Linked DNA regions of Homo sapiens: region 2 is linked to region 1. Evidence: chromatin loops called from intact Hi-C (ENCODE). Cell type or tissue: endothelial cell of umbilical vein. All regions are shown on one strand. Region 1 overlaps AHI1 (Abelson helper integration site 1). Region 2 overlaps AHI1 (Abelson helper integration site 1).

What was found. A loop is a pair of places that touch in the nucleus more often than their neighbours do. Peaks named below come from ENCODE experiments on the same cell type or tissue, not always from the same donor. Only the 100,000 strongest peaks of a DNase experiment are listed, where the experiment ranks them.
Region 2: a loop joins it to region 1, with 2.0 times the contacts of the local background. A loop is called at or near these places in 1 of 110 quality-filtered maps.

Annotation. Positions count from the first base shown.
Region 1 is chr6:135,290,380-135,294,379 of GRCh38, forward strand. It overlaps AHI1 (Abelson helper integration site 1), which reads right to left. Exons shown (of 29, transcript NM_001134831.2): 28 at 44-146. Among named protein-coding and RNA genes, the nearest start is that of MIR548A2, 53 kb to the left of the region's middle. In endothelial cell of umbilical vein, no CTCF peak of the experiment used is centred here; a DNase peak (open chromatin) is centred at 1,532.
Region 2 is chr6:135,403,251-135,407,250 of GRCh38, forward strand. AHI1 (Abelson helper integration site 1) reads right to left here. Exons shown (of 29, transcript NM_001134831.2): 22 at 1,701-1,727. Among named protein-coding and RNA genes, the nearest start is that of AHI1, 92 kb to the right of the region's middle. In endothelial cell of umbilical vein, no CTCF peak of the experiment used is centred here; no DNase peak of the experiment used is centred here.

The DNA.
Region 1 (4,000 bases):
CTGTTGACAACATAGCGCAACTTTCTATTGGTTTTCCCCTTACCTCTATTAGAGTGACTTTTCTGCCTGCTTGCTTGTTCTTCCTCATCCGTGTATCCATTATGTGTCCTTGGTCCTCATGGCTCTGTTCTTTTCTCATTTCAGAACTATAGGAGGGAAAGATCAGAAACAAGGAGCCAGTAAAAGAGAGCTGAGCTAAAAGCTCAGATGAGGCTTTGATCTAGGGCCGTGGCAGTGGAAACAAAAATGGGGATAAATGTGAGGATATGACAGAGAAAAACATCCGGCAGAACTAATGAGTATACACGGGGATGAGAGACAAGGAATTGCTTAAAATAACGTTAACAGACAAACCTTTGGCTGGTTGGGCTCCTTCTTAGCCATGATAAAGGGACAAGAATAAAATAAATTTCAAAATCTTAAACAATTATCTGTGGACTTACAGAATAAAATAAATTTCATCTGTCTCAGAAAAATATTAGATGCCTGGGAAAAATCAGAAAGTTCTATCAACTTAGGTGGAAACACACACAAACACACACACACACACACACACACACACAAAAGTATAGGACATTCATTCATGACAAGAAAAGAAATGAAGGAAATTTATATATAAGAAAGCTGTAACATCCTGATCTGTGGAATGAACAATGTAGCTTTCCAAATGATTCAATGGCAATAGCAAAATATAAAACAAATGTTTTGTGGATGAGTGTGTAGTAATGCACTTTATATTAGGAGAAAGAAAACACAAAAACAATGAAAAAAAAAGGAAAACTGAAGAATGGAACAGAGTATCTTCTAAGTTGTCTAGGAATGGTGAGAAACACCACAGAGGAGCTTGAAAAAGATACAAGAATTTCAAAATCAGGTATTAAATAGGACTGAATAGAGATTCTTGTGAACCAAATGATATTTCCCCAAAATTCACATGTTGACACCTGAACTCCTAATGTAACTGCATTTGGAGACAGGGGCTTCTAGGGAGATAACTAAGGTTAAATGGGGTCAGAAGAGTGGGGTTCTAATCTAATAAGACTAGAGTCCTTAGAAGATGGAAAGATGAAACCAGAGCGTGCTCTTTTTGCACAGAGAAGAGGCCATGTGAGGACACAACAAGAAGGCAGCCACCTCCAAGCCAGGAAGAGAGGCCTCACGGGAAACCAATCCTGCTGGCACCTTGATCTTGGGACTTCTAGCCCCCAGAACTGTGTGAAAATAAGTTTCTGTAGTTTAAGCAATGAAGTCTGTGGTATTCTCTGTGGCACCCTGAATAGACTAATGAAGAAATGTGTAAGTAAGTGAAATGAAGTCAGATGACTGAGAATGAAAAGGTCAGAAATTACAAAGAAGAAAGGACAGTAAATTTAGATAGAATGATAAAAGAACAAAGGAAAGGTTAAGCTCTGAAAAAAAGCACTGATAGCACACAATCTTAATCTTTCTGAAGTGTACCCTTTTGGCCTTATTTCCAAGGAATCTATATTCTAGACTGATAAGGTGAATAAGGGAAGCAAGCCAAAGATAATACAGCAGAGACAACGATACAATGGACTGTGGCAAACTGGAGAATGGATGACTCATCTAAAGGAGGCAGTCTATCTCAGCTCATTGATGGATGTCATCAAAGAATGTAGAGCTGTGGTCCAGAACTCTGGATTATTTTCAAGAAGTCAGAAATCTGTATTTCTTTTAGGTGAAATATGTAAATATCTGGGCAGCTAATTACACACACACACACACACACACACATACACAAACACACACACACAAAGACCCCATGGATACTTGCTGGTCTGAGGGTATCCCAGGCACTGCCCTACTTTTGTGCCTTAGCTCCTGACTTCTAGGCCCTATTCTTCTTGTTTACCCCGTCGTGTCTATATGGTCTTAAATTCTGTCTTCATCTTTGGCTTTCTCTGACCACTAAAGCCCACTCTAGGAAGATCAGACTGTAGTGATCCTCTTTCTTCTTTTATCTCTCACAATCTATATACAATCTATCAAAAGGCTACCTTGAAAATACATAGAACATCTAGACCTTTGCTTGTAGCCCAGATAGAGTAGGAGGAACCACATTTACCTCTTGTCTAAAACAACAACAACAAACCTGAACAAAACACATGAAACAACAATTTTCAAGATACTGAGCCACAGACGATGAAGATCTGCAAAAGGTCCCCCTCAAGTATCCAGCAGTGAACTGATGAGTGCACACATCTGGGAAAATCACTTGAGGCCCGGAACAGTGTTTATTCCCACTAGCAATGAACAGAACTGTTCCCGAGGAAGCCCAGACACTGGCCTTACTAGACAAAGACTTAAAATCCGTAATTAAAAATGTGTTCAAAGAACTAAAGGAAATATGTATAAAGAACTAATGTATGAGCAATGTCTCATGAAATAGAGAATATGAATAAAGAAATAGAAATTACACAAGGAGGAAGTAATACTAAATCTACACAAACTATTCTAGAAAATTGAAGAGGTGGGAATACTTCCCAACTTGTTCCATGAAGCCAGCATTATCTCCTCATCAAAATCAGCTTAAGATGTTACAAAAAAATTACAGACCCATATTTCTCATGAACAAAATGCAAGAAGTTCTAAAGGAAATTTTAGCACATCAAATTCAACAAGCACTATCCTTTATAAAAAGGATAACACACCACTAAGTAGGTTTTATCCGAGGAACGCGAAGTTGGTTTAACATTTGAATATCAGTGTAACTCACCATATTAAGAAATTTAAAAACAAAAACCATAGATTACTTAACTAATGCAAAAACATGTTTGAGAAATCAAACATCTATTCCTGACAAAAACTCTTAGGAAAGGGAAACTACCTAATAAAGGGCATTTATAAAAAACCTAGAATAACATCATACTTCATGGTAAAAGATCAAATGCTCCTATTCATTTCCCACATGATCAGGAACAAGACAAGAATGTCTATTCTGACTAGTTTTATTCAACATTGTATTAGAGGTTCTACCCAGTGTTAACAGGGCAAAAAAAAAAAAAGAAAAAAAAAAAAAAAAAAGAAAAAAAGAAAGAAAGAAAAGGCGCCCAGATTGTGAAGAAAGAAAACTGTCTTTTATTTGCACGATTGTCTGTCTACACAGAATATCTCGTGGAATCCACTAAAAGCTATTACAACTAACAAGTGAGTTTAGTAGGTTCGCATAAAACAAGATCAACATACAATAATCAGTAGTATTTCTATAAACTAGCGACAATACCATTTACATATGAAACATGTAGGAATAAATCAACCAAAGACCTATACACTGTATGTCCAAGACCTATACATTGAAAACTAAAAAATGTTACCAAGAGAAATTAAAGAAGTTGTAAATAAATGCAAAGATATATCATGTTAATGACTCAGATGATTGAATATTGTTAAAATGTCAATTCTCTCCAAATTAGTATCTGGATTAAATGCAATATCAATTGGAATATGCTATAGAAATTGATAAGCTAATTCTAAAATTCACGTGGAAATGGAAAGAACCCTAAATATTAAATAGCCAAACCAAATTTGAAAAGGACAAAGTTGGAGGACTAATATTACCTGATTTCAAGACATACTACAAAACTACTCAGTAATTAAAATAATGTGGTAGTAGCATAAAGACAGAGGAATAGAAAAATAATGGGCTGGGTGCCTTGGCTCACACCTGTAATCCCAGCACTTGGGGAGGCTGAGGCGGGTGGATCACTTGAGGCCAGGAGTTTGAGAACAGCCTGGCCAACATAGTGAAACCCCATCTCTACTAAAAATACAATAAATTAGCTGGGTGTGGTGGTGTGCACCTGTAATCCCAGCTACTCAGGAGGCTGAGGCAGGAGAATCACCTGAACCCGGGAGGCGGAGGTTGTAGTGAGCCGAGATCATGCCATTGCACTCCAGCCCGGGTGACAGTGCAAGACTCCATCTCAAAACAAAACAAAACAAAACAAAACAAAACAAAACAAAACACCCAACATTAGCT
Region 2 (4,000 bases), 110 kb after region 1:
ACTTTGTGAATATGGTAAAAACCAGTGAACTGTATATTTTAAAAGAGTGGGCATTACGGTATATAAATTATAGCTCAATAAAACTATTATAAAAAAAGAATAACTGAAGATACTAGTAAGGTTAATTTTTCCAGACACTGATTCATTTCCAAATTAATCATTTTTTCAATGAGTATTTATTCTACCTTTATTAAATACTAGGGATATGAAGATGAATGGCATGATCCTTCACCCTTGGGGAGTTTCCAGATTAGTAGAGGCTGTTCTCCATAAAGCCTTGCTCAATCTGTGCAGGACACTTTATTCTCTGGACATTCAGACAGCATTCCAAAAGAAGAGTATGCAGTACATTTGTTAAATAAAGAGAAATAGCTTTGAATTGCTAGTCAGAAAATAAATTGTATTTTTGCCTCTGATTTTATACACAATGAGTACTTCAGAAGGTTTAGTAATCTTGGAGCTACAATCATTACACCAATCATTGCTATCAGGAACGTTTCCTGAACATCTGCAGTACAAGTCAGAATATAGCTTGTTCTCTTTTCCCCCCTCGTCTTCCTTCCCCTTGTCTATATTCCATATCCTGTTGACTTGTGATAATTAGGTATAAAAGTGATGGGTTCTGTGACTGATGCTGGACAGCTCAGTGATGGGGTAAGTCTTGTATTTTCTGACATGTTCCTCCCTCCCTAACATGCCCCATCAGGAAAGCGACAATAGCCTATTGCATTCCAAGTGCCTACTACCAAATGGTAGTAGGTGCCCACTGAATTAAAAAAAAAAAAAAATTCCATTGCACTGACATTATATGAAGCAGTCTCTAAATATACTAACATTCTAATTCTTTCCTTCTGGATGTTTTACCTTCTCTTTGTGATATGTAATTATATTTGTTAAATGAATAGACGTCTAATTATTCAACTGAATTTTGGGAGTGGACAGAAGAGGGAAGGATGAACTCATGTTGCCATTCCAACTCCTTATTTTCCCAACACCTAAATTAAAAGTTACACATAAAATAACCTTGCTTGTAAAAGAGGAAAGCTGCTGTGTTGAAAGCATATAAGATACAATTTAGTTGAAATTGTTTACTAATCGAGAGCCTTTTTGTACACTACCATTTTTAGACTAACTTGGGACCTTGGGCAAATCACTCAACCTGAATAAACTTCAGTCTCCTCCTTTCTAAAATTGGAATAACAATTATATCTAATCCATCTCTCAGGATTATTATACAGTATAGTTAAATGAGAAAAGAAATGTGAAAGACTTATAAATGAAGGAGAGCATTATCAGTACAATAAATCATTTATGTACAGCTTGCATGCATTTCAATGCTTATACAGTTTACTCAGCATATACCTACTGGAACTATATTGACCGGTGTCTTATACAAATTAAATATCATATAAAATTTTTCTCAGAGAATGACATGACCTTGTTGATCCTTTACTGAAAGTATCTCCATCACTTAGTATTCTTAAATCTTTAAAAATGTGAAGCTACTTGCTAAATGATCACCCTTACTAAATTATCAGCTTCCAGTATTGTAATTCTGTGATAAAGCTGAGCTCCAATAATGAAAGTACACATCAGATTAACTCTTATAAAGGTTCCAAACTCTATGAATGGTGCATTCCAGTTCTTTGGAGCATCACTATACCTTTGAAGTTATCTTCCTGGTAATAAAAACTACTTACTTTTGCAGCACAGGAACGTATCACCTCCTAAAAGAAATACAATAAAATAAGGAAGTATTCATAATTTCATTAAATATTGACTGTTTGCAAAACACTCAGATGTTTATCTTCTAATAACCTAAATCAGCATTTGGAAGTTTCTTTATCCATTATCCTGCCGTTGTCACTCTGCATTGTTTCCAATGAAAGAGACTTAATGACATGTTCAAGGTAAATCTAACTTGCCCAAACAAATGGCACTGTGAAACTCCCGAGGGCTCACAGGTTATCTGCCTCAAGAAAAACTTGCTCTTCAATCAATAGAATAAAATTCTATACTAGAACACTAACAGGTGTAAAAGACACATGCTGAGTTAAATGCAATATATAATTATCTCTATAAATAATAATAGCCATAACTATCATTCCCATATTATTTGTATCAGATGAAATCTAATATTAAATAGTAAATACTACTAAATGATAAAATATATGACTATTATTGAAAGAGCTACAGAAAGGAACTCTGTACAATTCATGGTACACGGCCAAGAAAAGATCATTTTGAAAGAGAAACTAGTAAAAGTCGATGTATTATGGACAATTTGAAAATCTGCTGCTAAGGAGAGAGTAAAAATACTCAAGTCTGGCCGGGTACGGTGGCTCACGCCTTGTAATCCCAGCACTTTGGGAGGCCGAGGCAGGCAGATCACGAGGTCAAGAGATCGAGACCATCCTGGGCCAACGTGGTGAAACCCCATCTCTACTAAAAATACAAAAATCAGCTAGGCGTTGTGGCGCGTACCTGTAGTCCCAGCTACTCGGGAGGCTGAGGCAGGAGAATCACTTGAATCTGGGAGGTGGAGGTTGTAGTGAGCCAAGATTGCGCCACTGCACTCCAGCCTGGGCGACAGAGTGAGACTCCAACTCAAAAAAAAAAAAAAAGAAAAAAAAAAGAAAAAGAAAAAGAAAAAGAAAAAAAAATACTCAAGTCCAGTCCAATTAGGAGTTAGCCAGCATATAGCATCAGCCTAGTACAGTGCTAGTGAAAAATGGTCATAATCAACATGGAGTTTAGGAAAAAAAAGAACTGAAAAAAATAGATACTTCTCAGTTATTGGGAGCATTACCATTTAGTCATAATATAAATCATTTAATTATTTATCAGCATACTTGACTGCATGTTGCTGCCACAGCAATACCTAAAAGCATTCTGCAACCTAGGTAAGACCTCACAGGTGGACAGTACCTTGAGAACATCGGTATATCTCATTCTAAGTTTTTAGATCCAGAAATTTGATTTTATCAGTGCATCCACAGTTGCTCAAAATCTGGAATACCTATTAATTTTTTTATCTATAAATTTCTAAGAGCCAGATACTGTATCTAAAGCGTATCAGTAATTCAGTCACTAAAAGGAGACAGTTAAACTGACTGTGGACATGGGAGTCCAACTACCTGGGCTGAATCCCAGCTCCAGTGCTTACTACTTGTGTGATCTTGGTTATGTGGCTTGATCTCTGTAAGCCTCAAAATCCTCTTCTGGAAAATGGGAATAATACTCAACCCTATAGGATGGTTTGAGAATTAAATACAATAAAATGTAAAGCCTTTAGCACAGTGCCAGAAATATATCAATTATTACTAATAATTAAGCAGATGTTAGTTATCATTAATCAATATATACGGTGGTATCTCCTGTGGGGTAGAGAAAATTAATCTTTTTTCAAAATTGGCATAAAACATTTTCGAACCCATTCAATCCATACTCCTATGGCTCTACTTAGCAATCAACTCTGTGATCATTAGCCTGGGCTTCAGGTTAAATTTAGACAGGATGAGATCTTGAGTGTTCAGGCTGCCAGAATGGTCTACCTTTTATTATATTATAAGGTGTATTTTCATGGATTCTCATTTGTTAATCAACTTTTTGTAGGATTGATTAATCTTAATAGATACTACAGATTCTGAGCAACCCTGGATGCACTGATAAAATCAAATTTCTGGATCTGAAAACTTAGAATGAGATTTACCAACGCTCTCAAGATACCCGTGAAGTCTTACCTGGGTTGCAGAATGCTGTTAGGTATTGCTGTGGCAGCAACATGCAGTCAAGTATGCTAATTATGAAATAATTAAGTGATTTATATTATGACTAAATGGTAATGCTCCCAATAACCGACAATTATCTATTTTTTGTATCTTTTACTCATTAATGCCTAAACACCTATTATATACCTGCTGAACTGAATTTATTATGCAATTCACTCACACATACCCCACAAAAATTACACCCTAAACCTGTACCATAATTTATTAGA